Linked DNA regions of Mus musculus: all the other regions are linked to region 6. Evidence: chromatin loops called from intact Hi-C (ENCODE). Cell type or tissue: heart. All regions are shown on one strand. Region 1 holds the start of Nsmce4a (NSE4 homolog A, SMC5-SMC6 complex component). Region 2 overlaps Nsmce4a (NSE4 homolog A, SMC5-SMC6 complex component). Region 3 overlaps Tacc2 (transforming, acidic coiled-coil containing protein 2). Region 4 overlaps Tacc2 (transforming, acidic coiled-coil containing protein 2). Region 5 overlaps Tacc2 (transforming, acidic coiled-coil containing protein 2). Region 6 overlaps Tacc2 (transforming, acidic coiled-coil containing protein 2). Region 7 overlaps Tacc2 (transforming, acidic coiled-coil containing protein 2).

Region 1 (4,000 bases), 130 kb after region 6:
ATAAACTCATCACCACAGAGTGGAGAAAAGCCCCCTGGACTTCAACATCGGACTCTGATCGGACATCGGACACTGCTATAAGCTTGCGTTTTATTTGTTAAAGAGATTTGCTATGTGTGCGCATGTATGCCTGGTGATGCTACATGCATCACGTATGTGCAGGAGTCCAAAGAGGGTGTCGAATCTTCTAGAACTGTTGTTCTAGACAGCTGGGAGCCACTATGTGGATACGGAGGACTGATGCCAGGTCCTCTGTAAGAGCAGTAAGTGCTCTTAACTGCTGAACCATTTCTTCTCAGTAGTCTACATTAATACAGAGAATAGTATTTCATCAATCACATTCACCCCTTCTTCCCCACACACTCTTCTGTGATGTCAATGCAAATTAGTGTTTTAAATTAACCCAGCAACATAAAATATGAAGAGATGCACTTATATACGTGTAAGGGTGTCTATGCATAGCTTCCTAGTTCTTTTTTCTTTGGAGGCTCTAGAAGCAATGATATCTCAGTAGCAGTGAGCTCACTAGGCTTTGGATCTTGGTCTCAAAATCCTCTCAGCCTTTGTGAGGTAGTTAGATTCACGAGGATCAGGAACTCAATATTAGCTTCAGCTACAGGGTCAGTTTGAGGCCAGCCTGGGTTACATGAAATCCTATGTGAGAGGGAGGGATGGAAGAAGGAGAAGTGTGTGTGTCAGAGGGTAGATTACCTCAGGATTCCTAAGGTGGCATAAAAACTGGTACATGGGCGGGCGGTGGTGGCACATGCCTTTAATCCCAGCACTTGGGAGGCAGAGGCAGGCAGATTTCTGAGTTTGAGGACAGCCTGGTCTACAAAGTGAGTTCCAGGACAGCCAGGGCTACACAGAGAAACCTTGTCTCAAAAAACAAACAAACAAAAAACAACAACCAAACTTGTACACGGCAGTGTGGATCCATAATCCTAGTGCGTTGGAAGTGAAGACAGGAAAATGCCTAGATCTTGCTGGCTATTTAAGTCCTGTCAAAAAGACGAGTTCCAGGTTCAGCTAGAGATGCCTTATGGTAAAGAACGTGGAGAGTGGGCTGGAGAGATGGTTTAGAGGTTAAGAGCACTAGTTCTCATAGGAGTAGGGTTCCATCGCCGTTATCCACAGGGCAGCTCACAAACCCTTCTTAACTCCGGTTCCAGAGGAGGTGTGCACGTCCTATTTTGACATCTGAGGGCACTGCATACATTTCGTCCACAGTGTGCACGCAAATAAAGGATGTATATACACACACAACAAATCTAAAAAATGTGGAACTGAAAGAGGAAGACCCCTGAAGCCAACCTGCCGTTTGTACCCGCAGATGCACACTTGTGCATGCGTATCTATGTACAGTGCACACACACACAATTACATGGAATGATATGTATACATGTATCTTTGAAACCACATTGCATATAATTATCTTCCTCAGACCTGTTATAGGGTATCTGTTGTTAGAGAATCAGCTGTGAACCTGCCGTGTGGTGGTGCAGATATTTAGAAGGAGGCTTAACAGTTTACTATGGTACAGTCAAGGAACCCTGTTTTGTTTGTTGTATCCTCCCCAAGGCCAGAGGAGCCAAAGAGACAATGGGAAGATGCATGACTAAGTGGGGTGGGCATTAGGATCAGAGATCTAAAGTCCTAAGACTCTTGCTTGCAGGGTGGAGTAACTAAGAACCAATGCGAGGCACAGACACAGCCAACGCCGCCGCGACCTCCGGGCCACAGGTGTCGCTGTGTGCTCACGCGCCAGCCGGGGAGCTGCGTTGCTCCTGGAGCCGGCGCTCGAGCCCAGCCGGGGGTTTCAGTTTCTGGCGCGAACTTCCGCCGCTCCGAAGTTGCAAGGCGAATTGGCGCGATGTCTGGCGACAGCAGCGGCCGCCGGTCTGAGGGCCGGGGCCGGGGCCGCGACCCGCACCGGGATCGCACCCGCTCCCGGTCCCGCTCGCGGTCCCCGCTGGCCCGCCGCGGCGCCGCGCCGGAGCGCAGGGAGGCAGCGGAGCGTCCGAGCTTGGAGGACTCCGATCTGTCTGATTCTGGGGACGAGCTGATGGACCCGGCCTGCTTGGAGGCCGAGTACGACCAGGGCCTGTGCCGCCAGATCCGCCATCAGTACCGCGCTCTCATCAACTCTGTCCAACGTAAGGTGGCGCTTTGTGGCTGCGCGGGCCGGTGGCGTTCCATGGCTGGGGAGGGCGGTGGAGGTGCAGGCGCTGGCCGGTCTGCGCAGGCTCGCGGCAGCGCGCTTTCGCTTGTTTACGAAGTGCAGCCTACGCGACCTTGGCGGCGGCCGCGCAGGTGCTGTGTGGCCGGCTGGAAAAGCGGGAGACCAGACCTGGTGGTGACTTGAGCTCAGCTAGCCAGTAGGGAAGACAAGCACACACCACCAGATTTTTGTTCAATCTAGCTTGCTCCTCGTGGGCGCCTGAGCTATGGAGTCCCTTGGGATTGCTAAAATGCACATTTCCCTGCCCAGCTCGGATACACTGAATCAGAAATGCTGTACAGGCCCAAGCGTTTGTTGTGTGGCTCTCCAGATGAGCCTGTTGCTTGAGAAGTTGACAATCCTTTCTTAATCGAGCCCTTGTATTGGGAAGCCGAAGAGTCATCCCTTTGCACATTTGGGGAGCAAGTGTTTCCTGTCAAGAGTTCAAGTTTTGAGGGCTGGGGAGATGGGCAGATGCTTCTCTTGCGACCTTAATTAGATTCCCCAGAACCCTCTAAAGTGTCTCCTAAAAGTAGTTCTGTAAACTTGTATCCTCAGCCGAGGGGAAGCAGAGACCCTGGGTCTCTTTGGCCAGCTCACCTAGCCTTCTTGGCTAGTTCTATAGATAGATAGATAGATAGATAGTTCTATAGATAGATAGATAGATAGATAGATAGATAGATAGATAGATACCCTGTCTCAAAAGGCAAAGGTGATGGTGCGCTGAGGGAAGGACATCAAAGGTTGACCCCAGGCCTTCTGCACACACAGACGTTCAATTTGCTTGGAACAGTAGTAACATTGTCTCTTTCTGTAAAAGATAAAGCCTTTTTCTGTTAAAGAGATAAAGCCACTCTAATCATTACCCAGGCTGTAGGAGTGGAAGGAACTGTAAGTTGCTACTTATTAGTGAAGGATGTGCCCAGTTCCCTAAGCTTGTATTCTTTTAAATAGAAAACCGGGAAGACATACTGAATGCTGGTGACAAACTAACAGAGGTCCTGGAAGAAGCTAACACTCTGTTTAATGAAGGTAATTCATGATTTTAAATCTGTTATTGCAGCTTATACTCACTGGGTTACTTTTATAGAAGCCAATTATTGTTGTTCCATAATTCCCATTTACTAGTGCACAGGCCCAGAGCCTTTTCCGTTTTAGCAACAATACTGTGCACTTACCACTTGGTACAGTGTATGCTTTAGGGTTCTTCGAAGATTTCTAGAAGTCAGGAAGGAGTTGTACAGTCTGTTTTAAGAAGCCTCTTCCATGAGCTGGGCAGTGGTGGTACACACCCTTTAATCTCAGCACTGGGGGGTGGGGGAGGGGCAGAGGCAGGTCTCTGAGTTCAAGGCCAGCCTGGTCTGCAACTGTCTGTTCCTGTGCATCTACAGCTACACACAGAAACCCTGTCTCAAAAACAAACAAACAAACAAACTAGCTGGGCGTGGTGGCACACGCCTTTAATCCCAGCACTCCGGAGGCAGAGGCAGGCAGATTTCTGAGTTCAAGGCCAGCCTGGTCTACAAAGTGAGTTCCAGGACAGCCAGGGCTACACAGAGAAACCCTGTCTCGAAAATAACAACAACAAAAAAGACTAACAAAAAAGAAGCCGTGATTCTTTTGCTGGCTTGAATTTGAAAGTTTCACTTGTATGTTCTGTTAAGCAGATAGATGAACTAGAGAAGAGTGCAGCCAGCTTCAGAGATCCTCTTTTCTTTTCCTTCCTTGGTCTCCCCTCCTTTAGCTATTGATCCACCTATAACCTAATGGAGGTGCCTC
Region 2 (4,000 bases), 140 kb after region 6:
AAACATCAGCAATAATAGTCCTTGTAGGGTAATATGAGAAAAGACTTGTCTGTGACTTAGGGTACATTTTGGCTGCCTGAAGTAGAGCTTTTCCTAACTGATGAAGAATTTTCATGCAGTAGATTTTGCTGCTTGCCTCAAACCATGTTTTTGTTTCAGGATGGTTTTGCAAGAATAAGACTTGACCAAGACCGACTGCCAATAATAGGTAAATTATACTGTGTTCATAGAAATCAGTTTTAGAAAATATTAGAGTTGGGGCTGGAGAGAAAGCTCAGCGGGTAAGAGCACTGGTTACTCTTCCAGAGGTCCTGAGTTCAGTTTCCCAGAAACCACACGGTGACTCACAAACATCTGTAGTGGGATCTGGTGCCCTCTTCTGGTGTGTCTGAGGACAGCTATAATGTACTCACATAAACAAATAAATCTTTTAAAAAGTCCAAAAAAAATAGACTTTATGAAATCCATTTTGTTTTGCTAAATGTAAGGTCTTTTTCTGTTTTTCTTCTTTTCTTCTTTCCTCCCCCCAACCCCGCAAATAGCCCAGGCTAGCCTGAAATTTGTTTTGTAGTCTAGGCTGGCCTTAAACTTTCAGTCTTCTTAGTGCTGGGATTAAAAGCTTCTGGTTTTTTGTTATGTTTTTGTTTTGTGTTTTTTTGTTTGTTTTGAGACAGGGTCTGTATCCATAACCCTGGCTGTCCAGGAAGTTACTACATAAACCAGTCAGACCTGGTACACTGTGATCTGCCTGCCTCTGTCTCCCAAGAGTGGGGAAGGAAGGCTTGTGCCACTACAAAAATTTTATTTTCTTGTTTTTTAAACCAAAGAAGTTCTGCTACTGAGATGGTCTCACAATGTGTCCCTGGCTAGCCTAGAACTTCTGTGTAGAACACACTAGCTTTAAACTCAAAGAGATCCACTTGTTTATGTCTTCTGGGTATTTGGATCAAAAGCATGGGCCATCATGCCTGGTAAATTCCCATTTTAATAAAATTGATGTAAACAAAATGTATCTGTCCTAGTTAACTGAAAATTCTGAAAATAGGATGGTTTTAAAACCTGGGCAGTGGTGGTGCACGCCTTTATTGCCAGCACTTGGGAGGCAGAGGCAGGCGGATTTCTGAGTTTGAGGCCAGCCTGGTCTACAGAGCGAGTTCCAGGACAGCAAGCGCTACCCAGAAAAACCATCTTGAAAAAAAAAAAGATTAACAAAATGATAAATCCCCCTAACTTTTTTTTTTAAGTTTTATTTATTATTATACATAAGTACGCTGTAGCTGTCTTCAGATGCACCAGAAGAGGGCATCAGATCTCATTATGGATGGTTGTGAGCCACCATGTGGTTGCTGGGATTTGAACTCAGGACCTTTGGAAGAGCAGTCGGTGCTCTTAACCATTGAGCCATCTCTCCAGCCCCCCCCCCCCCCAACTTTTACTGTTTGTAACTTTTGTAGCTTCCTTCTTTCTGACCACCACTGTCCATGTGGCCAAAGCCTTCCCTCCGAGGTTCTGTTCTCTCTTGCTCTTATCTGCATACAATCTCTCTCACTCATGCCCTTCTGAAGTCCCTTATGGAGAACTAAGGACTTCCAATGCAGTTATTTGTTCCATGCGCTTGGCTTCCTCTTGGACTCACTAAGGTTTAGCTAAGTGGCTAGTGCACAGATAAGCTAAACGTTCAGAAAAAGACCCCATGATCAGTGTGGGAATCAGCGGGGTTACTTGCTCCGCTACTCAACTGCTTGTAGTACGTGATATCTAGGCAGCACATACAAGTATCTTCTCAGTACAAGCTTCAATCCTATGATCGTTTGCTGTTCAAGTTACCTGTTCTGACTGATAATGTTTGAAATCTTTGTCTTTTAAACAGAGCCAGTGATTAATGAAGAAAGTGAGGGAATTGACCACAACATTCAAATTAGGAGTCAAGGAATTATAGCTCTGAGTTACCATGACTGGGAGGTAAGGCCCTGCAGGCCCTGCGGGTCACCCCAGGGCGGTTCTGACCTGGTCCTCCTTCCCTACGAATGTTCCCACTGCCTAAGTGTTCGTCGTTTCTGAGCAGGAGATTGTGAAGACCTTTGAGATTTCGGAGCCTGTGATCCCGCTGAGTCAGAGCCAGCAGCGGCTCAGTGCCTGATGCCAGCAGCGGAAGGTACCGTTTCCCACACGACAGACAGCCACACAGTTGGATTAAAGTTGTATTAGGCAACCCCGAGCCTTAGTAGTTCCTCCTGCCCAGGCCATCTGGGGTTTGTCTCCCTCTAGCGTCCGGTTCCTGAACTGTAACTGGTAAAGGCAGGCAGGAGCGGGAGGCCAGCTACCGTGACCATGGTGTTCCTGAGCTCTATAGATGAAAAAGCAGCGGGGGGGGGGGGGGGGGGGGGGGATGATTGTTCGTGGGCTTGTTTTCACTAATTGAGTACATGAAATATGGAGACTTCTCCAGTGTTGTGATGGCACGAAGCAGAAAAGGAAGGTGGCAGTAGCATTCCCTCAGGGGAATACTAGTAAATGCACATTTCGGAAATGAATTATGCTATGAAAAAAAAAAAAAAACCTTCATTTTTACGAAGGGGGACATTTCTAGAAAGAAATCTTAGTAACAACTGGTATTCTGTCCTGAAGACAGCCATGGGTGGAATCGACCTTGAGTCTGTTGACCCTGCCCCTTGATTTTAAAACCTTGTGGGGTTAATTCGATTTACACGTTTTCCTTATCTGTAAGTCTGTTTATAAAATAACTGATCACTTTAGCTTCATCTTTTTTTCTAATTTTGAGAATTAAATTGAGCTTTTAAAGCACTTTATATAAATTCAGTGCGTATTTCAGTTGACTGAACTTTTGTTCCAAGAGAGCTTACCTCTGTCAGAGCATCTTGAGGGGAAGGGAACTAACTCTGTGAGGAGTGCAGCCTTTTAACCTGGCCCTACTCGGTGACAAGGGGCTGGTCACTAGACTGCATTTATGTGTATACTGCGAGTTTTGGGTTATCAGCTAATAACCAGCTGTCTTCCCTCTTATTTTATGTTTTTTAGGCCTGAAGGCAACAGTGAAACCCTGAAAGGGCAGCAGCATGTATTGTATATATGTATGATTAAATGTTTTTAAAGATGAAGATTTGTTTTTGGTAAAATGTAGCTTTTGATAGTTATTGGATCTGTCATGGTTGTCTTTGATTAAAGGAAATCCACTGCCATAGTCACAACGTGATCGTTTTTATTGTCTCTGGGAGTGTGTGTTAGGAGTGGGGTCCTCTTTTTTCCTAGTCCTGTCCCAATGAAGGTTTTACATAGGATGTTAGTGCCTGATAGATAACATAGTGTTTTTTATGTCTCTTTAGTTGTAAAGTTAGCTGGCCAAGCCAACAGATAGGTTGTCCCGAGATGAAATTTTTTTCCCTTTCGTGGGTTAAAAAATGGTTAAATATTTTTGGTGTGGCTTGGCCTATGCTTTACACCCAAGGAGCTATTACATCGTCTGGCAAGTCAGGCTGGGCTATGCCCCTAGCAGCACCAAGTGTCAGTCCATCCTGCTGCCAGTTCCTCTGCCCCGCTCATCCACGTTGGGCTTTCTAGTCGGCCCTTGATGGTTTCTGGGTTCCTTCTCCCGAGCTTTCTGCTTTAAGACTTTCCCTCCTATTTCAGGTACTCTTTCAGCACAAGGCTCTGGATTCAGGTTCCTCCTGTCTCCCAGGAGGTTGCTTTCTACTTTGTCTGGGGGTCACCCTTCACCATAAGAGTCTATGATTTTCATCAGGCTGTCTTCTTTAAGTAAGAATCACTTGGTGGCTGGAGAGATGGCTCGGTGAGTGACTGTCTCGTGCCCACATTAAAGTGGAAGAGGAGAATCAGCTCTACAGCTCTGGCCGCCACCTGGGAGCCGTGTGACTGTGCTCACTCCGCATGACCTGCCCTCACGAGTAATACATGAGAATTTAGTAAGAGCCGGGCGTGGTGGCGCACGCCTTTAATCCCAGCACTTGGGAGGCAGAGGCAG
Region 3 (4,000 bases), 61 kb before region 6:
TCTAGGGTGCTTCACAGAGATGAACACGGCAGGGCCACGGCCATGATGAAGTCTCAGACCACAGCTGCAGCCCTGAACTGATTCATTCTGAGCTTCATTCTGTGTGAAGGCATGTGCATATGAATATTCGTGTGTGTGAATATGGATGTGTGTACAGCATAGTGTGTACATGGGTGTCAAAGGACAAGCTTAGTTGTCATCCCATGTCTTCCACTTGTTTGAGGTGGGTTTTTTTTGTTTTGTTTCTTTAGATGAAAAATGACTCTCCTGTCTCTGCCCCCATCTCTCTGCTGGAGTACTGTGATGCTTGTCCTGCGCATGCGCATCCGGCTTTTACAGGGGTTCTTGGAATTTGACCCCAGGTCCTCATACTGGCATAGCAAACACTTCGACCCACTGCGTCATCTCCTTAAGCTTTCCCCATTTGCTGAATTTTTGCAGAAACAATTGTCAGAAAGTTTAGTGAACTGTCTTAGTTCATGACCAACACACTGCCAGATCAAATGTGTTTCAATTCTCAATACAAGCCCAAGCTGGCTTCTAAATGTCTGTCTGTCTGTCTGTCTGTCTGTCTCTCTCTTTCTGGTGTTTAGAAGGTTCTTATCTAGCTCAAGAGAGGTGAGCCAGCAGGGAACTGGAGATGCTATCCAAGTGGCTTTTTTCCCTCCTCAGGCCCCTCCCTATGCAGGTGGCAGCTGCTGTTTACCTGCCCTGGCCTTGCATTTCTTTGATCTCAAACCCATCTTCAGCTCCTATGATCCTCATAGTAGTGTGGAGACACGGAAGGGAACTAGTTGTTGCTTTCAGTAAGCACACAGCCCAGTAATGAACACGAAATGCACAAACTTCTTCATCATGATCTTAAGAGGCCCCAGATCAAGCATTAAGGGAAAGGAGTAGATATCCAGGCAAAGGCTGAGACAGGCAAAGGTGGGGAAGGAGGGTGAACTTCTGGTTCTCCCGTCTCTACCTTCTAGACGGCTGGGAGTGTAGATGTGTGCCACTAGTTGTTAATGTAGTAGAGAATGTTTATGCACGATGCACTCTGCCAAGTGAGAACATTCTAGCCCTAAGATATATGACTCATTCAAACCCAACAATCAGAGAGAAAGCAGAAACTGAATACACAGCATAAAGGTAGACACCAAGATAAGACAAGTGCCTGGGACCTTCCAAATGCAATCAAGTTCTCAATAGCAAGCAGGGGTGGGGGAGGGGGTGTAAGCCTCTGGTTCCAGGCTTGATTAAAATGGGTGGTCATATTGGCTACCCATCCTGAGGGGGACATGAACAAGGTTGGTACCAGAAGACCCAGAGGTGGGGTGACCTACAGTCAAAGATCAGTGTGAAAGATGTCCCTTTGGAGCAGCAATGCCTTTCAAAGCTACAGAAGGTATCCAAAGCCATACAGCCAAGAACAAGCAAGTGAGGGTTCAGGATCTGGGCTAGAGGGTTCTAGTCTGGTTCTCAGCAGGCATCAGAGGGTCAAGGGACAGGTGCTCTCAAGCCATAGCTTTGCATACAGTGGGAGGCGTGCAGACTGTCACACGGGTAATGGTTACCTGGCTGGCAAGTACCTTTTCTGGCTCTTTGCCCCCTAGGGACAGTATTCTCCAAGGCAAGGTGTGGGTCTGGCTGGCCACCGAGTTGCTTACCCTCTGAGGGTGAATTGAATTTGGTCTCATTTACAAAGTTAGACAGGTCCGAGGGCTGAGGGAAGTCCTGTTTGTCAGCATCCAAGTCCACCGTCATACACGTCCACTTCTGGCTAGTGACTGCCAGCTTCTCCTCATCTGTGGCGTGGACCACTGTAGAGATGGCTGAGGGTGCTTCCGGCGTGGCAGCTGGAGTGGGGTCCTGTGAGGAGATGAAGCAGCCTTTTCTTTCACCCAGTCTCCTGATCGGAAGCCATGCCCCACAAGCCAGGGAAACCCCTCCGTCTGTTCCCTGGGGACTCTGATCCACGGGGCCTCTCAAGGAAACCCCTTCTCTCCTCTATGGATCTCCTTTACTGATGGTTGATTTCAGGGAGTGACCATGGGCTATCAAGATTAGCTAATTAGGGATGGGGAATAAAAAAAAAATTAGTTAATTAAATTGTTAAGTTTTAGGCTGGAGGGATGGCTCAGAGGTTAAGAACACTGGCTGCTCTTCCAGAGGTTCTGAGTTCAACTCCCATGGTGGCTCACAACCATCTGAAATGGGATCTGATGCCCTCTACTGGTGCATCTGAAAATAGCAACAGTGTACCCAAAAATAAAATAAACAAACAAACCTTAAAAAAAAAAAAAAAGTTAATTTAAAACAAACAAACAAACAAAAAAAAAAAACCTGGACATGGTGACTCCTATCTGTAATCCTAGCATTTGAGAAGCCGAGGCAGGAGGACAGTTGGGACTGTGAGACTAGGCTGGGCTATAGCGTAGGACTCTTTGTGCAAGGTCTAGAGATGTGGCTCCATGGTATGGTGCTTACCTTGTGGGGGGCACAGCCCTAGGTTCAATTCCCAGCAGCAGCACCACCACCAAACCTCATATAGTAGTTCACACCTGTGATCTCAATACTAAGAGACTGAGGCTAGCCTGGGCTATGTAGTAAGTACCAGGCCAGTCAGAGCTACAGTGAGACCCTGTCTCAAAACAATAAGTCTCTACACTTGGTTGTCGGAGACAGCCCAGTTAAACTGTAGTACCAGCAACACTAACAGTCATCACTCCAGTCCTTTTGAAGAGAGAAGGGGGTTTTACTGCCATTGTACAGGGCAGAGAGAACTCAGCAAGAGCTACGATTGGACCTCAAGTCTCCAATGCCTGGAGCTAAGGTCCTAGTTCCACCTGGTCAACAACTGAAGCTGGTCTGGATCTGAAGAGCAACTTGTCTTATCACCCAGAATGGCAGCAAGCCTGCCTGAGGATTGCCTTCCTTGGTCTATAGAGAGTTGAAGACATGGCATGAGCTTGTTAGAAACACAGCTAAGAGGGAAAGATTTATTTTATATGTGTAAGTGGTGTGGGGGTGTGTGTGCGCGCGCGTGGTACCCACAGAGGCCAAGAGAGGGTGTTAGAACCTTTGTACAGACAGTTGTGAACCACCATGTGGGTGCTGGGAGCGTGTGCCTGGCATGTATGCACACACAAGCAGCATTAACCTCCCTGCTCAGCAGTGTAATACTGTGTAATACAGTGTAATACTGTGTAATACAGTGTAATACAGTGTAAGGGGTCATGGGAATGCTGTACCTGAGAAGGCGGGTCAGACAGAGGAGACCGCTTTGGAGACTTCTTCACCCTAAACGTGTCACTGTAAATAAAATGGGGTCACAGGTCATTCCAAAGCACCCAGTAACTTCCTACCCCACCCCCACCCCCCACCTACCAAACCCCAGCTAAAGGGAACCCATTCTGACTTTCTAACGTTAGCCCCCAAAGGGAAGACCCACCAAGCTGGAGACCTTTAAAGACAAGCCATTTTGGAGAGCTGACCCAGAAAAAAAAAATGCAGCTAAATTTAACTAACCGTTCTTCTTTTTATAAAAGCAAAGTCGTGGTGAGGAGACTTCTTTCTGAGCCAGCTACGGCTGGGGGAGGGCTGTAGGCTTATGACACTAATTAACAGGATCCAATTTGCACATGTGCAACGAGACACAGCTCTTAATGAACAGCCAGAGGAGCCCACACGGAAACAGAAAAGTTCTGGATCCTGTGGGGATCCTGTGAGCCCTTTGTACTCACAGGAACACAGAGCACAATGGGTCCTTCTGCTCTGCAAGTCTCTGGGTAGGATTCTGACTGGAGGCAGAGATGAGGAGGGCGGTAGTTTATGTCTTTTCCCTGGCTATGGTTAATGGACCAGATTCTCCTTCCTCCCTCCCTTCCTTTTTCTTTCTTTTGTTCTTTCATACAAGGTAATGGAGGTGGAGTGTCAGACTGGCCCCAGGAGAAAGGGATGGCTTTAGCATAAGCAGTACTATTTGGTTTAGCATAAACAGTACTATTCTGGA
Region 4 (4,000 bases), 69 kb after region 6:
AGCATCTTTGACTCATCGATTCTATTCATCCTCATGTAGCACCGAGTCATGAGATCATAGGGTAGTCTCTCACATACAATTGGACAGAATTATAGGCCGGCCTACGACTTAACAATATAGACCAGGCTGGCTTCAACCCCACAGAGGACCAGAGTCTCTGCTGCAGGCATTAAAGGCATGTGACATCGCGCCCAACCATTTTCTTTTTCTTTTTTTTTTTAACAGAGATTTCATATGAGAATGTTAACAACCATGCTTGAAGCTTAAGCACAGCTGACCTTTGAGAGTCACCTCCTACTCTTGCCGGCTGTAAACAGTAATTTGCTGCGATTATGAACCTTGTGCACAGTCAAAACAAATACGTTACCTTCCGCATGACCTTCTTAGAGTAAGGAGGCCTTTTATGACCTATTTTTCTTTAACCACCCTATGATCCTCTCCAATGTGTCTGAGACACCATCTCCTACAATCTCATTCCCATTAGAGGGGACAAAAAAAAATGACAAAAATGTCCCTTACAAACACAATGCATACAGCCAGGTAGATGATGCCCCAGGTAAAGGCACTTGCCGCCAAGCCCTGTGGCATGAGCGAGTTTGATCGCCCAGAATCACACATGGTCAGAGAGAACCAGTTCCTGCAGATTGTTCCCTGACCTTCTCAAGTGTACCGTGACAGACGTATACCCCAATAAATAAAAACAATTATGAATGAAACCCTGTGAACAATGACTTAAGAAACCACCACCACCTCCCTATATAATTAGTGTGTTAAGATGGTCACGTGCACCTGACCCTTCTGTGAATCCTGTCTTGAGTATGCACTCTCTCTCTCTCATGAGCATCTTTCTTCTCTAACACACATGCTTAAATCTAGTTTATTTAGCCTTTAAAATGATTTGTTTTTATTTATGTGTACATGTATGTGTATATGCATATGAATGCATGTATTTTTAGAAACCGGAGTGCTGGCTCCCTTGGGACTGGAGATACAGGCAGTTGTGAGCCATCTGATACAGATGCTGGGACCTGAACTCAGTTCCTCTGCAAGAACAGTAAGCAATCTTAACTGCTGAGCCATCTTTCCAGCCCCCCTGAATCTACTTTAAAATCTTTTTCTTATTACACTCTAACTTTGATCCATATTGAATCCTGAACTTTTTTTTTTCCGCCTGTGGCATAGCCAAAAATCCTGGCTCCACCAGAGTGGAGGTTTCTCCAAAGTCACGCCTAGGGCTACATCCCTGCTTCCTCCACAGCAGCCTCAAAGCCCAGTTATTCTATGAAAGTTGTGTGACAAGATCAGCTTGCATGTTGTAGGGCTACCGTTCTTGATTGTTGGTATGTAAGAAGAGAAAGGCTACGGGATTTGATGGGCCTGGAACCTAATCCAGATGCAGACATCTGGGCCGACTGCACCAAGTAAACCGGGGGAGCAGCAGGGGTGTTACCTGGATTAAGCTAGCTTCCCTCTGGAGGGGAGGACTGACCTCCCTCGGGAACCCAAGTGCAGCCAGGTACTATGCAAGGTCAAGTTATAACAGCGACACCATGTGGCAATCAGGAAGCAAGGCAGTTAGACAAGCTCCTCTGTAGGTGAGGAACCTACCCTAGGGGACATGTAGGCCCCTAGTTCTCCTCTAATTCAAATAGGGAGATGGTTCTTAACGCAAAACAGGGACTTTCTCCCACTGATGCAGATATTTAATGCTCCAAGTCTGTGTCCTTGTTTGTGCTGTGGAGATAAACCTGGGTAGAGAGGCAATCCTTGGTAAGATTAATTTGTACCTTTCTCCTTGTACATTCTCTCTCCATATTTGTTGAGAACTGGCTCTGGGGCCCCCTAAATCAACAGGTGTTTGAGTTCCCGAGGCACAAGATCCACAATGAATTCTCCCAATACCTTAAATCAGCTTAATTCCTTTTAAAATCTGTCTGGTTGTGGTTTTTGGAAACAATGTCTGGCTACAGAGTCCTAGCCTGCAGAGAACAATCAGTTGTAACCCATACCAGTCTCTCACTCGTGGTAGTCCTTCTGCCTCTGCTCCAAGTGCTGAGCTCCCACAGTAAATACTCCACTGTGCCTGGCTAGACTACTTATAGCTAACAGGGTGAAAATAGATGATACACTGTGCTGTTTAGGAATAATTTTTAAGTCTGTATATGTTCATTACAAGTGCATTTACCCCTGTCCATGGTGGGTTGAATCCACAGACGCAGAGCCTCAAAGGATAAGGATAAAGAGGACAACTGTTTTCCTCCCACACCTCAGCTGCCACAGGCCTTTCTGCACTTCCTGTCTCTGGAGCTTTTGCAAGTAGAAAATAGTCTGAAGTTCATGACTAGTCCTAGCCCCTGTAAAAGCCTGAATCCTTTCAGAGTAGATGCTGATTGTCCCACTGGGCCACTGGAGACTGCAGGCGAATTTGAAGATGAAAGAGCAGAGAAAAGTCCTGGAGCGGGGTTGGGGTAGGGTGGGTGGAGGTATGTGTCAGGGGAATATGGTAAGGAATCCCTTCTCCTGCTTCCTGACTGTATTCTCGGGCTCAGAGGTGAGTGAGCATTGAGGAACAGCCCCAAGGGAATGGTCCTGTGGCAAAGGTTACAGGGAGGCGGCATGGTCCTGTGGTCCATGGATAGCGTGCCTGGACCAGCATGGTCCTGTGGTCCATGGATAGCGTGGCTGGGTCTCTTGGTGGTGGAATAGGAGAGAGGAGGTCAGATGACAGCCTCAGTACACCAGGCTTTAGAGAAGCATGTCAAGTATGAAATGGTGGCTCACATCTTGAATCCCAACACTCAAGAGGCAGAGGCAGGTAGAACTCTGTGAGTTCCAGGCCAGCCTGGTCTAGGACTACCAAGTCTATGTAGTAAGAGACCTTATCTCAAAATATAATAAAATAAAATACATAAAAAAATAGAACAGGACAGCAGTTGTGGGAATTCCCATCAGCCTGGCAGGGTTCAAGACTCAGAATCAGAGCTGAATTGGTTCAAAGAAAGCAGAATTTTATTTTGTATGTGTAGCTCATGTGGCCTGGTGTCTGGCGCCCATCTGCAAGTGAGTGTTAGATGCTATTGTTATCCTTCTGAGCGATGCCAGGCTGGTCTGACTCACACAGGAGCCTTCCCCCATCTTGCCTCCTACAAACATCCTGACTGCATGGTGGATACGGTGAGTGCCTGGAGAGCAGGGGCAGGGGAGCTTTGGAGGGAATTTGGCTCTGCACTGGACAAGCGCTCACTTACTGCGGACCACCCTGTTTTCAGCTATGAACAGGAGTTTGCATTTTCCTAGATGCTGTGTAGTTCAAGCGCCCAAGAGAGACAGTTCTTCAAGAGTAAATGATAATTGACTAAAGCTGAGGAGCAATCAACTAAAGAGCTTTGAGCTGCTGTTACTCATCAATCCATGTGTGACACAAGCTGGGGACAAGTCCTCCGATCTCCTAAGAGACCCCAAGACTCTCTGAGGATGAGGTGGGGAGAGCTGGACTTTTAGACTCAGCCAACGGTAGGTTCTCTCATGTGGGATTCCAGAAACAATAATTCTAGTAGTCGCACGGCATTGGAGCCAACTGAGAAGTCTAGTTAGATCCGGATACTAAAAGCTTTGTCCTGTTACTTAGACAAACATAAATCAGGTGATAGAGATCTGAGGAGACAAGGAGTCTTCCTTGTTGAGACTACAAAGGTCATAGTTGCAATTCAAAGTTTCACTCCTGTGCCTGGCCTAGAGCTGCATGCCCTAATCCCAGCTCTCCTGAAGTAGAGGCAAGTGAATTTTTCAGTTCCAGGCCAGCCTGGCCTAGAGGTAGAATTCCAGGCCAACCAAGACCACATAGTGAGACCCTATCTCAAAATCAAACAATCGCTGTTGTGACCCAGCTGTGCCCCATCTGACTATTTCCCTAAAGAAACTTAATGTCCATGCCAAGAAGACACAAGACAGCCCTATCCAAACTACCCAGAAGACACTCATCCTCTACACAGGGCAACTC
Region 5 (4,000 bases), 90 kb before region 6:
TCACAGGTCACGTGTGCAGGTCAGAGCATCAGGGAGCCTGGTAGTGGTCATGTTGCTAAATGGCTAATTGCCTGCCTGCCTCCCACCAGGTGTTCCTGGGCCTTTCCTAACCATTTATAAAGAAATAGGCAGTGTTTCAGGGTTGGTCAGGCACCAAGGGGCAGGACAGAAAGACTGACAGCTTGCTATTTCCTCCACAGAGTTATAAAAGGAAACAGTTTTGTTTTTTTTTTTCCTAATGGCCAAGGCTTTGTAAAAATGAAATCTAAGCTAATCCAATATATCCACTTACTTATTTAAGCCCCAATCAATATTTCTCATTTGCTCCCTCTTACAAACCCAGACACGATAATGAAGGAAATGCAATTTAAATCAATAAGCAAAAGAGGCAGAGACCAAAACCTGATATGATTTAATGAAGGAAAGGACTCAGCCATTCCCAGAAAATAACTCACAGCCACACTCGCTGCCAAGACTCAAAGAAAAAACTTTATTTACAATAGAGAATTTTATTTGAAACATGCATTCTTTTTTTTTTTTTTTCCTAAAAAACCAAACCAGCAAATGTGGATCAATTGTACACTCCTTAAGGCAAGAGTCCCGATGCATATGTTCACGTCCCATCAGATGCTGCTCGCCAAAGGCCAAGGCCAAGGCCAGCAATTTGTAGTCTATTAGAGAATCTGACAGTCTCCCTGATACAGGAACTCCGAGGTCAACTTGCTATGAATTATACTAGAAAATGCAAACGGATAGCAAGGAATCCTGGTAGGTCTCGGCACTGCATACGGTCAAACCAACCTTATTTAGAAAGAGGACACAGTAGTGCATACGGAAGTGAAAGGAGACGCTGTTCACGGAATCGGAAGGACAAACAGTTGAGCCGACGCTCGTATTGCACGCAACGGCCAAGTCCACGCACTTGGCCCAGAGTTAGCTTTTTCCCATCTTGGCGATCAGCTCGTCACAAATCTTGGTGAGTTCTTCTATCTCTTTATTCTGAAAATGAAAGACAAGAGAGGTGTTCTTGGTGTTTGAAATTGAGCCAGTTACAGGGCTGGGGCGATGACTCAGTCAGCAAAGCCCATGTGTTGCAAGCTGAAGGATCTGAACTCAGCCCCCAGAATCCCAGAATCCTTCAGATATGGGAGTGCACACCTGCAAGCCCAGTATGGGAGGGAGGCAGACAGAGGGGGATCCTCGGCTAGCCTAGTCTGCTTATTAAGTTCTAGGCCAATGACTGACCCTGTCTTAAAAGTAATCAGAGACACTGGTCAAGTATAAAGGGACCATGAGAGAGGGGAATAGCAGGGTGCAGGTCTCTCACAGGTTGAAGGCAAGTCACCCATTGCTAAAGACACCACTCATTTTGGACAATGGTCTCAGGGGACTTGAGGTGATCTAACTTGAAAGCCTCTGACCTGCTGATCTACTTCCATAGCACCAGAAAACAAGGGGGGAAGGGGAGGGAGGGGGAACTGTAGTCGGGATGTAATATATGAGAGAATATGAAAGAAAAGAAAGTGCTATGAAAGTCAGCAAGGGAGGGAACCAATCCATAGTTCTATTCATCCATGACACCTATGATCACAATGTCCAGCTTTAAAAAAAAATGTATCTAAAGGTGATGGCCACCAACAGTTCTCGGTCTGTTCCATAGGAGGGAAATCCTGCCTGGCACTGGAAACCTCACAGCTACCCAGGACTAGTGAGGTATGGACTTTAGAGAGACCCTACTAGCAACACTTTATTAAAGTAGCACAATTCCTCACTGCCTTCTAGAAGAATTAGCTTCTCCCAGGGATGAGGCTTCTGTTGGTGACTCAAAACACAGTGGTTAGCCCTGAAATAATATATGCGCAAGCAACAAGTATATAAATATACATACCAAAAAGGTTAAAAAAAAAAAAAAAGGGAAGCAAGCAAGCCACCAAGCCAGGTGTGGTGGCACATGTCTGTTTGAGGCTAGCCTGATCTACATAGTGAGTTCCAGGCCACCAGGGCTACAGTGAGACCTGCTTCAACAGCAGCAGCTACTACTACTGTCACTAGTTAATCAGTAGCAACACTGGTCTCCTTGTAGGGGAGTTCACCCAGTCTCTTGGTCTCTTCTAAAGCTATCTACAGGAATTAGAGGAAGTAACTAGAAGCAAAACAAGTTTACATCCTAGCTATGGCTGGTAAGGGTGAGCGAGTTACACAGCCACTCCGAACCTTGGACTCCCCATCTTTAAAACGTTGGTGAGAATGAAATAAGGTAAGAAACGTGCGGTCTTGTAAATACAAAAATACAGTGAGCAGAGTGCAGTGGAGGGCTAGCTAGTATAGCTTTCATCCCTGGGCTAAGTTCCATGGCTCTTACATGGCTTTCCTGACAATGGCCCGGAGTTTAGAGAAATGCTAGCGCTGTTTAGAAGATGCCCAGTAGATGGCGCAGTAAAAGGCGCAGACAGCGATGGAGAGGCAGGCCACTTCAGGGGATTCCTCTCACACAGAAGCTATTCTTTGCTCATTCCTGAAACTCACTTAAAGGCAGATACACACATGCGGCACAGGCAACTGGGTGGCCGTTCCTGTCCTGTAGGATGGGGATCCAGCTGGGAGACGTCCAGCAGATGTGGCTCTACTCTCTGAGGGCTGAGACGCCAGGAGCCCAAGGCTGCTCTTGATCATGCACAAGTGGCCAGCAGCCCTCCCTGAGGACAGAGCTCCTGCATCTCATGTTTTCCTTTGAGATGCTGAGGAAGGTTGGCCTCCACCAACCCCTTTCCTGGAACCTCCTGCATCATGTCTCGGCTCAGCCCATGGCTGTCCCTGGGTTAGGACTCCAGGACTCCACACCACAGTGCCCACCGAACAGGGAACTGTGCCTTCGTGGGAGTGGAGGGGGGTAGCCGGGTGAGGAATCACTGTCTCCTAACAGCTTGACCATGCCTACGTCCTGCCTAGGCATACTCTGAGGCTCCAGCCCACACAAGTGCTAAAATCTCTGACCACTAATTCTAGTTATTCTCACCACCACTACTGCCCCCTGCTGGCTACAAATGGTAATCTTATTTTGCTGTGAATACCACATGCCAATCACCAAGCTAACGCCTTCCGCCTTCCGGGATGCTACCCCTTTAAAAGGAGCTGCTGTTAACCCATTTTTAGTGAGGAAACAGAGGCTTGGAGAGGTTAAGCGCTATGTGTAAGAGCACACAGCCAGTCAAATAGGAACAGATGTGTCCAGCCTAGAACACAAATTCCAGTTGTGCTTGCAACCACTCAGCTTCATTCTAATGTCTATTAATGTGCAGCGACTCACGGTGGAAGCCCCACAGGCCCACTGGAGGAGATCCGTCCCTAGAGTTAACCCCAGCACCATCAGCCACTACTGGGCAAGTAGCCCCATCGCGGAGCCCAGCATCTTGCATGGACCTGCCTTGAATGTGTTTCTGAATTTCTTTAAGACAAGCCTTGTTTGTTATACATCATACTGTCCTCCAGGGCGGAACACCAAGATCAGCTCATTCCTCCGGAAGCTTAGTTAGCGAGGGAATTACCTTTGCAGATAGATTTTAATCTTTGCTATTATCCAAGGCCAAGGGACCCAATTTGTTGGCATCCATGTATTTTAATCTACCGGAAAACACAGCAACACCTTCATTTGCTGCTCTGATTGGGCCAAGGACCTTGGAAATATATATCCTGGCTCCTCCTTCAGGAACTAACACTATATGGTGATTTAAACACATGTCTGATGGAACCTATATTGTGGAAACACTGACAACTGCCCCCCCCACACACACACACAATGACTAGAGGATGTGGTCTTTATTTTAATGGAACATTCCACTTCTATAAAAATATACATAGACCCAACAGCAAACCCGTAATGGTACTCAGTAATCAATGAATGAACAAATGCTTGGCTTTGCAGCTCTGTGTCTTGTCTCCATGGTGACTGCTTTGAACAATCAGCAGAGTCCAGAAATCACTCGTAGCTACAGTAGTCGCC
Region 6 (4,000 bases):
GGGACCACACACATGTAGAAACTCCCCAGGCAGCATCTATTCCTTCCCCAGTGTCCTCAACCCACACAGGATTAATCCTACTGAGGACATCATTCTGTCTCCAGAGACGTCAAGGCTCCACATTGCCAGGCAGCATGTATCTTCCAGACCTATGTCCTGTCCCTGGCATGATGTCTAGCCAGAGCAACTCAAGTCCTGATGCTGGCTCTCAGATGCATAAACAAACAAGACGCAAAAAGTGCCGGAATGGAGAATCCAGGAAGTAAACACTCCAAGGCAAACCGCAGGCACCTTAGTGAAATTTGTGTGAGAGCCTTGGGAGCCTCGGACACGGAACAAGTGGGTAGCTCACATTTACTAGACCCAGGAAGCAGGAGGCAAAGCTCTGTGTCCCTGTGAATTGGCTACATCAGACAGCAGTCACCCTTGGATAAACTTGACATAGTCATATAACCATGACTACAGTCGAGATGCAGGACAAGCTATGATGTTACAGTTAAGGTCTTCTTTTAGCTCCTACCCTGGTCACCATAATACTTTCTATTCCTTGTAGTTTTGCCTCTTGCACAGTCTCCTGTAAGTGGAAACCTACAGGGGGAACATTTTCACTCACAGGCTGTGTGAGTGTGTTGCTTCTGCCCCTCGGGAGTCCATGGCTTACACACGGTGTCCCTGCTACAAGAGAACTAACTGCTTCAGGAAGCCAAGCTACAAGCCAAGCGATTACAGACATGGTGTCAGAGCCTTGCTGGCACCATCCTAAACCCAGCTCACCCCAGGACAGACAGTGAGAGAGACCACCCAGCCTCGCTTTCTCCTGGGCAGCTGCTATGGGAGAAATGCTTATAGATTACCTGGGTTCGTTCTTGGCCAGGTGTTGGGGGGAGGCAGTGGGGGTGACTTCTACTCCAGGACCGGCTGCGGAGGGAGCCGAGGCTGTATGTTCTGGGGCCAAAGGAGCAGGACTTGCACGGGCAGCAGATGGGGAGGCGCTGGGGACACAATGGGAGAATTATTTCAAATGGAATTCGGCTCCTTAATGGCACATTCATCCATCCTTTCTCACCCCGCCCAACCCACCCACATTTGTGGAGAGGACTATTTAAAGACATAGCACGCTGCTCCTTAGACTCCCTCGACTTACACATGGTAGAGGCCACAGCCTCCAGTCCCAGAGTTCCTCCCTCATTCGACTCCAAAAAACCTGGGAATTCATTAACTGCTCAAGTGTTAGGGGCCCTGGGTGTCTTCTTGTCTGAGGGCTGCTTGAAGATTTTTATATAAAAGTATTCTAACAGTTTGGTGCATACAATGAAATTCTGCGTTGAAAATTAAAACACAATTCTAGAGGCAGGCAGATTTCTGAGTTTGAGGCCAACCTGGTCTACAGAGTGAGTTCCAGGGAAGCCAGGGCTACACAGAGAAAACCCTGTTTTGAAAAACAAACAAAACCCCACAATTCTGTAAATTCCCCACAATGTGCCCCCAAATTTCAAAAGAGAGCAAAGTATGGGTGTATGAGCTATTGGGTCACTCTGGGACCTGGATTGGGATGGGGGTTGGGGCTAGGTGACAGCTCTGTCTAGGACCCAAAAGGATTATGAAGGCAAGCAGCCTTCATGTGGTAAATGTCTGCCCCCTCCTGGACAGCCAGGGGTTCTGCCAGTGTGCAGGACCTCACAGAAAGCACAAGCCCCAAGCCAAAAGGCACCAGCTTGGAGCCCAAGAAGCCCTAACACAGAAGTGTTGGCAAAAAGCGAGGCATCTACAGCCTGGGAGCCGGTTTTCAAAGCAAGTGAGTCCCCAGCTCCTGTAGCCAGCCACACTGTTGTCAGCCGGGAGCTGGTCGGCTGACGGCCTTGCAAGAGCCAGGCTGGAGTCTAGTGACTCTGAGGCAGGGCCTGAGACCCAGGCTGCAGGGGCAGCTGGAGTTTGAGGTTTTGTGGTCTATTTCTTCTCTTAGGGGCAAATAGCCATAGGAGCATTGGTTTCTGAGTCACCGTGCCATGCTCAGAGCCAGCCTTGTAGGCTCTGCCTCCAGACCAAACCTGGCCCTGAAAGACAGCAGCCACTGCGTTAGGTGCCCAACCCTGGAAAGGGAATTTTTACTCCTACTTAAAGCCCTGTGGTGATTCAGCAGGCTCCACAGAATCAACCCCAGCTTTGCCCTTCCCTCCCTTCATGGCTCTGCCCAGCCTCTTTTGTTCCTATAACAGGCCTAACTCCTGGCTAGGCAGCTCCTCGCTTGCTAAGCTATCAAGGCTCCACCCTCTCATATCTAGCCCACTTCCTAACTGAATCACGTAAGCACATCCATGCCTACAGTGGCTGCCCTTGTCCCTGCCTTCCCTACCCTTGGAAGACAGACCATGAAAACCAGGAGCCTACAAGACTGATTAGAACTCAATAAATGATTGAGAGTTAGAATATTTCAGGTCCAGAACAAAAGTCTCTTGAGCTATTTTAGCTTCTAAATAGACATTTAACTACCCACCTATGTGGGGATCCAACATCCTTAAGACCGAGGTAAATCTTCTGGAATATACAGACAGACCTCTAACTTACTTCCACCAACCCAGAAGCTAAGATGGCATCCGAGGCTGTAACAGATTTCCCCATGTTGCTGTACTTGCCTACCTGACGTTCCCACCAATGTACTTGAAATTTGTCTTGATTCATGACTTTTGTTCTGTTACTATAGAAACATCATGAGGCTACATCCATGTTGAAACATAGAATTTGGGTTAACCTAAATAAACTTCTATTTTATTCCTGTTCCCTTTGATGTGAGAGATGTGGTGGGTTGTTTTTTTTTTGGTGTGTACATGTATGTATGTACATGCATGCACATGTGTGTTTGTGTGTACACACATGCATTTGCCACAGCCCATACATATGGATATCAGTGGACAACCGACTCGGACTGCCAGACTTCACAGCAAGTGCCTTTACCTGCTAATCATCTCTTCAGACCCACTAGCTGTGTTTCCTCATTGGACAGCACCCACCCCAGTGATCCAATATTCAGACAGGCTATGAACAGCAAGCATCATCATCACGCGTGAAAAGAGAGCCTGTCACGTCCTCGGGCTGAGAGAGAGTGGGAAGCCACATTGCCAGTTCCTCAAGGGCCCCACAAGGTTGGGGGTGGAGAGGGTGGAACCCAAAAAGTTATGATCCTTGTAGGACCCTAGAAGCTAATCCACAGTGAATAAAAACTGAAAGATGAGGCAGGCACGGTGTGTGTGTGTGTGTATGGGGGGCGGCCACACCTATAATCCCAGCACTTGGGAAGCCAAGGCAGAAGTATCGTGAAGTCTGTGTCATCCTAGGCTACGCAGTAAGTCCTCGTCTCCAAACAAAATATAGAGAAGTGGCTGCAAATGAACAAAGCAAACTGCTGGGAGCTGTTTAATCTCCTTCAGAGAGTGTCACTCCGAACAGCCTTCATCCATGCTTACAATCAGTGCAAAGTCAGCTGCTGATGGGCACACACCTTCAATCCCAGCACTCAGGAAAGGCAGGCAGGTGGGTCTGTGAGTTCAAGGTCAACCTGGTCTAAGTACTGAGTGCTAGGACTGCATAGAGAGACCCTGTTTCAAAGGGGAGGGGGAAGAAGCACATTACAAGTCTAATTTCAGCTTTCTCAAGAGACTCCGCTGGCTGAGCTCCCACACTTTATGAATCCCAGGAAGATCTGATTTCATTAAAGGTGCACTGATGAGACAGACGGTTGTTGCTTACTATTGTGTTCTCGCCTTTGGGTTGTGAGGCAAGTTACCAGAGGGTAGGGAAGATGGCCTCAGATCTGTGGTCCCAGGACAGCTCAGAGCTGAGGATCAAGCGTGGATGCCCTTGGGCTTTAGCTATTACCACGGGGCATTTTCCAGGGTCACCCAGCGACAACATGCCCTCAGTTTAGTAGTCTGGACAGCCTACTTGTCCTTAAGCCAGTATATTCCCAAAGGACCACCAGGCAGCTCTCTCTTCTCTTCCCCTC
Region 7 (4,000 bases), 82 kb before region 6:
CCCTGCCACGGGATCCACGTGCTGCATGAACAAAGGTGGCCCTGAAGTGACCTGTACAAAGTGTTCCTGTCCCCATCTTACAGAAGGTGAAAGAGGGTTTGAACAAGGCACCTCATTTGTTCACTGAGGGAACAGCACAGCCCAGGCTCAGCCCCAAAGACAAAGCCCGGCCATGACCAAATTCTTCCCAAGCCCCCTGAGATGGACAGTCCCCACTGGGAACAGCCAGAGATTTTGATTTGGGTTATTTTTCCTTCTGTTTTCTGATAGAGCACCCTCTTGCTGTGTCTTAAGTTCAGCACATTATTACTGTGTGTCACAGTGAGGGGGAGGGGGGGTGTCACAGCCTGAATTTTACTCCAAGCCTTGAAATTTTGTGGACCCAGGGCCTTGTCAGCTGAGAGTGTGCATTAGAGCTAGCTGGAGGGCTACACAAACAGACATGGCTCCCTCCTCTCTTTTGACTCAGCAGATCGGGGTGGGGAATCTACACAAGTAACAAGCTCCCTGGATTCAGATAGAGCTGACCCAGGGCCCTGCCTGGAAAACCACTGCCCTAGGAGATGCCTATTGTCCCTCCACCCTGCCTCTATGATCCCAGGGTTCTCAGCAGCGTCCAGAAGCCACCAAGGGCAGTGGCTCTGGAGTCTGACACGCCAGCTTGGAATCCCAACTCTGCAGTGTTCTTAAACTCACTGTGCCTCCTCACCAGAACCAGAACCAGAACCAGAACCAGGGGATAGCAGTGCTTCTGGGCCATAACATTTGGAGAGGTTAAAAAAAAAGAGAATGAATACAAAGCTCTTGGTGCCCTGGGACGGCCTGGAATCTGACCTGTTATCAACAGCATCACTGCCCACAGAAGCTCTTAACATCGCCCCTGACCCAGTGGGACAGCGTCACAGTGACTCATGAAGTGCTGCCTTTTAAATAGAGAGCTTTTTAATACAAGCAATAGACTTGCTCTATCCACACTCCTAGAGGAGAGGGCACTGGCAAATTCCACTAGATGTTATTGACCGAACTTTAGCCATTTCCTTTGCTCCCAGCATGCCGTACAATGTACATTCTGGGCTGATCTGTGGTCACGTATACATTTCACCAGACAGGCTGAAGGAGCTATTTATCAAACAGAGTTCCATCTGATTTCCTGAATCTAAGATGTCGCCTAGCCCAAGCTTTCCTCTTGTCACTTTTAAAAATAGAATTGCCCGGTTCCCAGGAGAGCCAGGCAATGGCAAGTCTGCACAAATCTTCTTACTCGTGACCAACAAAGCTAGGCTCTTAAAGTCAGGAAATCAGCCTCAGCCCCCAGACAGGACAACGGGGACTCGAAACCCTGATGGGGGCTTTCTGGCGTTTGCAGGCAAACCACTATTAAATCCAATGGGGAAAGCAGCAAATACGAAAGCAAAAATAACCAAGCCAGGAAAACAAAACACAAGCAAGGGGCTGCGAGGGGTGGGCTGCGATGGGTGGGTGTCAGACGGTGGGGGTGGGGTGGGGGTAGGGAGCAGTTACTTACCAGGCTTGCCTGTTTGTTTTGCAAGCAAAGGGCAAAGAGCAACAGAAAATGGAAGCAAAACAGAGAATCAGGGCAGTTGTTAGAAAAGCAGAAACAAACAAACAAACAAACAAACAAAAAATCGCCACAATCTGGAATGCAGAAAGCGCAGAGGTTCCTTCCTGTCCTGCATTCCATGGAGCCCACTACTGAGCTTAGATAAGGCACGCTTTCTCCTGAGGAGCTGCTGAGAAGGGATGAGCAGGTGTGGCGCCTGGGTCAGAGGAACCAGGCTCTCCCTCAAAACACATGCACTCTGGTCCTAAGCTGCCAGGCTCTCAGGCCCAGGTTCGCCTTGCTGGACAGGTGGAATGAAACTGGGATGAAAACATGGAATCCAGATGAGGCCCATGGGCTTGTTTCTACATGTGAAGGGACCTACTTTCCTACGAGGCAGGCGGGTCCACCCACCTTCCCTGGGCGGTCATGTCACAGGTTGTCAACACGGAACATGAAATGTCTAGTGGCCTCACCCAGCGATCCTCCACAGCAACTGACATACAATTTTTCTGGGTTAGAAAAGCTTTGGAAAAGCGGATGAGGGAGAGGCTGGTGAGTAAGGCTCGTGACTATGCACACAGTAGGGATGTTATCCAAGAGATGATGCACTCAGCTAGGGATGCTGTAGCAGTCTCCCTGAGCCATCCTGGGGGTTCTCTTGTACACAGAAAACTGTTCAGAGTCCAAGAAAGAAATGCACCAAGCCTCTGATACCCACCCTTCTTAACTGTCCAAGATTAAAATGTTCCAACTGCGGTCAGCTGCAATTTCTCTCAGAAGCAGGAATCAGCACCTAGTAGCTTCTGTCTCACCATAATGGCAGATTCCCAGATAGGTCAGCTGGACAGGCTCTCATGCTTAGAGTCCACCAGGGGGAACTCCTGCTTCTCTGAACATCCCTAGCTGTGTGCTTGCTACAAGCTGGCTGTGGCAGCCTTCCCTCAGGCCTTTCTCCCTCAACACCACACTAGCATCTGCCAGTGTCATATCCCAAGACACAGGAGGCAACCCTGTCCACACTGAGAGAAGCCTGTTTCCTCTCCAGTTCCTTTGCCAGCTCTTAGAATGCGCAGCATGTTGAAGTTTCTATCTCATCCATAAGCTTGTGCATTTGGCTCTGATGGGATGCACCTTCCATGGGATCAATGTGGCTGAACGTAGGCCACAATTAATGCTCCCGAGAGGGCCAGCCATTCAACCATTGGCCCTCCTGCTACTGCAAAGGCCACTGAGCCGTTCATCTTGGGGTCAGCTATAGACGGGTAGGACTCAAAAGGCCAAACATTTGCTACAGGGCTCTGTAAGCTTGTACAGATCTAGGCTCTGTAAGCTTGTGCAGATCTAGGCTCAGCACAAACTTGTATGTTTACCCCACAAATCCTTAGGTAGGGAAAAAAAATCATTTTTAAAACTGATTATCATGAACCTAAGCAAATAAACAGATAGCTAGACATAAATCAACATGAAGACCAACTCCCCAAGACTATACAAGCCTGGTCTTGGACTATCTCCAAGAATGTTTCTCATTATAGAGGAGGAGGATGGGGAGGGGGAGATGGAGAGATAGATAGTAACACGAGGAAGGGAGGAATAGAGGAGAGGAGGGGGGCGGAGGAAAGGAGGAAGGAAGGAAAGATGAAGGAAGGCACACAGGTCATTGTGTGTCATTTGCTAGTATAGGGCCGTCTTTCATTGCAGGCCTAAGCAATCTTTCAGCTCTGGCACTCAGGGATGCAGTGTTCTGACGGAGGTGTCACATCTCAGGGAGAGCTGGGATTGGCTACCATGCTCTGCCAGCCGCAAGAGGAAGGGTACTGGGTAGGGAGTTGCCATGGGTTCCATCCTGGCCCTAAATCTATGTGTTAAGGCTGTATATTTAATCATGGACTCTAAACTAAGTTGGGGTTGGGGGTTTTAATTCTATGCTTCCTGCAAGCAAAATCCAACTTACTGGCCAGACTCAGACTCCTTCCCAACATGGTGGATCACCTGGTTGGGTAAATGAGGTCTGTGGAGATGCTGGGGAATTGTGAAGTTGTGACGTACATTCTCCTGGCTATCCTCAGGGTACAGCCACAAGTGCGGCTGAGATGGTCCCTGCCGAGGAACTCACTACTCTTAGAGGAACTGGCTCTGAGCCTTGTGGCTGAAACCCACCCCCATTCCCCTACCCCCTCCCCTGAGCACTCTAGTCGTGACACCCACCGATCATCTGTGCAATGGTCTTCTCATATTCGGCCACAATTTTCCTGGAAGAAAGGCAAGGAAACACTCAGCTATAGAACAGGACGGTGTTAAATCTCTGCCCACGGGGGTGGGGGGTGGGGGGTGTGGGGCGTGGGGGGGTGTTACAGTGTAACCAGGGAACAGCAGCACAAATCCGGTCAGAGCTGGGCTCACACCCTCTGCACTCATCCCTGAGCTCCATCACTAAGT

The links. Peaks named below come from ENCODE experiments on the same cell type or tissue, not always from the same donor. Only the 100,000 strongest peaks of a DNase experiment are listed, where the experiment ranks them.
Region 1: it touches region 6 in a loop (2.1-fold over the local background); 6 of 42 quality-filtered maps call a loop at or near these places.
Region 2: it touches region 6 in a loop (3-fold over the local background); 6 of 42 quality-filtered maps call a loop at or near these places.
Region 3: it touches region 6 in a loop (2.6-fold over the local background); 3 of 42 quality-filtered maps call a loop at or near these places.
Region 4: it touches region 6 in a loop (3-fold over the local background); 6 of 42 quality-filtered maps call a loop at or near these places.
Region 5: it touches region 6 in a loop (7-fold over the local background); 16 of 42 quality-filtered maps call a loop at or near these places.
Region 7: it touches region 6 in a loop (5-fold over the local background); 16 of 42 quality-filtered maps call a loop at or near these places.

The regions. Positions count from the first base shown.
Region 1 is chr7:130,545,148-130,549,147 of GRCm38, reverse strand. Nsmce4a (NSE4 homolog A, SMC5-SMC6 complex component) reads left to right here and starts at 1,767. Exons shown (of 11, transcript NM_001162855.1): 1 at 1,767-2,156; 2 at 3,176-3,253. The coding sequence starts at 1,874. In heart, a CTCF peak has its summit at 1,739; DNase peaks (open chromatin) are centred at 1,717 and 2,187; H3K4me3 peaks cover 1,943 bases; H3K27ac peaks cover 2,219 bases.
Region 2 is chr7:130,531,732-130,535,731 of GRCm38, reverse strand. Nsmce4a (NSE4 homolog A, SMC5-SMC6 complex component) reads left to right here. Exons shown (of 11, transcript NM_001162855.1): 8 at 160-208; 9 at 1,871-1,962; 10 at 2,066-2,155; 11 at 3,040-3,206. The coding sequence ends at 2,140. Among named protein-coding and RNA genes, the nearest start is that of Nsmce4a, 14 kb to the left of the region's middle. In heart, CTCF peaks have their summits at 380 (motif pointing left) and 2,260; a DNase peak (open chromatin) is centred at 2,221.
Region 3 is chr7:130,732,806-130,736,805 of GRCm38, reverse strand. It overlaps Tacc2 (transforming, acidic coiled-coil containing protein 2), which reads right to left. Exons shown (of 22, transcript NM_001004468.3): 9 at 3,240-3,300; 10 at 1,578-1,857. Among named protein-coding and RNA genes, the nearest start is that of Gm34283, 14 kb to the right of the region's middle. In heart, a CTCF peak has its summit at 2,223 (motif pointing left); no DNase peak of the experiment used is centred here.
Region 4 is chr7:130,602,843-130,606,842 of GRCm38, reverse strand. All of the region lies in intron 2 of Tacc2 (transforming, acidic coiled-coil containing protein 2), which reads right to left. It overlaps Gm34365 (a long non-coding RNA gene), which reads left to right. Exons shown (of 3, transcript XR_378536.3): 3 at 226-744. Among named protein-coding and RNA genes, the nearest start is that of Gm34365, 14 kb to the left of the region's middle. In heart, a CTCF peak has its summit at 1,568 (motif pointing left); no DNase peak of the experiment used is centred here; H3K27ac peaks cover 441 bases.
Region 5 is chr7:130,761,253-130,765,252 of GRCm38, reverse strand. Tacc2 (transforming, acidic coiled-coil containing protein 2) reads right to left here. Exons shown (of 22, transcript NM_001004468.3): 22 at 367-999. The coding sequence ends at 934. Among named protein-coding and RNA genes, the nearest start is that of Btbd16, 11 kb to the left of the region's middle. In heart, CTCF peaks have their summits at 2,409 (motif pointing right) and 3,041 (motif pointing left); DNase peaks (open chromatin) are centred at 2,422 and 2,682; H3K27ac peaks cover 447 bases.
Region 6 is chr7:130,671,594-130,675,593 of GRCm38, reverse strand. Tacc2 (transforming, acidic coiled-coil containing protein 2) reads right to left here. Exons shown (of 22, transcript NM_001004468.3): 5 at 855-992. Among named protein-coding and RNA genes, the nearest start is that of Gm39098, 28 kb to the right of the region's middle. In heart, a CTCF peak has its summit at 1,641 (motif pointing left); DNase peaks (open chromatin) are centred at 883, 1,773 and 2,203; H3K27ac peaks cover 2,420 bases.
Region 7 is chr7:130,753,431-130,757,430 of GRCm38, reverse strand. It overlaps Tacc2 (transforming, acidic coiled-coil containing protein 2), which reads right to left. Exons shown (of 22, transcript NM_001004468.3): 18 at 3,770-3,813. Among named protein-coding and RNA genes, the nearest start is that of Btbd16, 19 kb to the left of the region's middle. In heart, a CTCF peak has its summit at 2,440 (motif pointing right); no DNase peak of the experiment used is centred here; H3K4me3 peaks cover 351 bases; H3K27ac peaks cover 2,439 bases.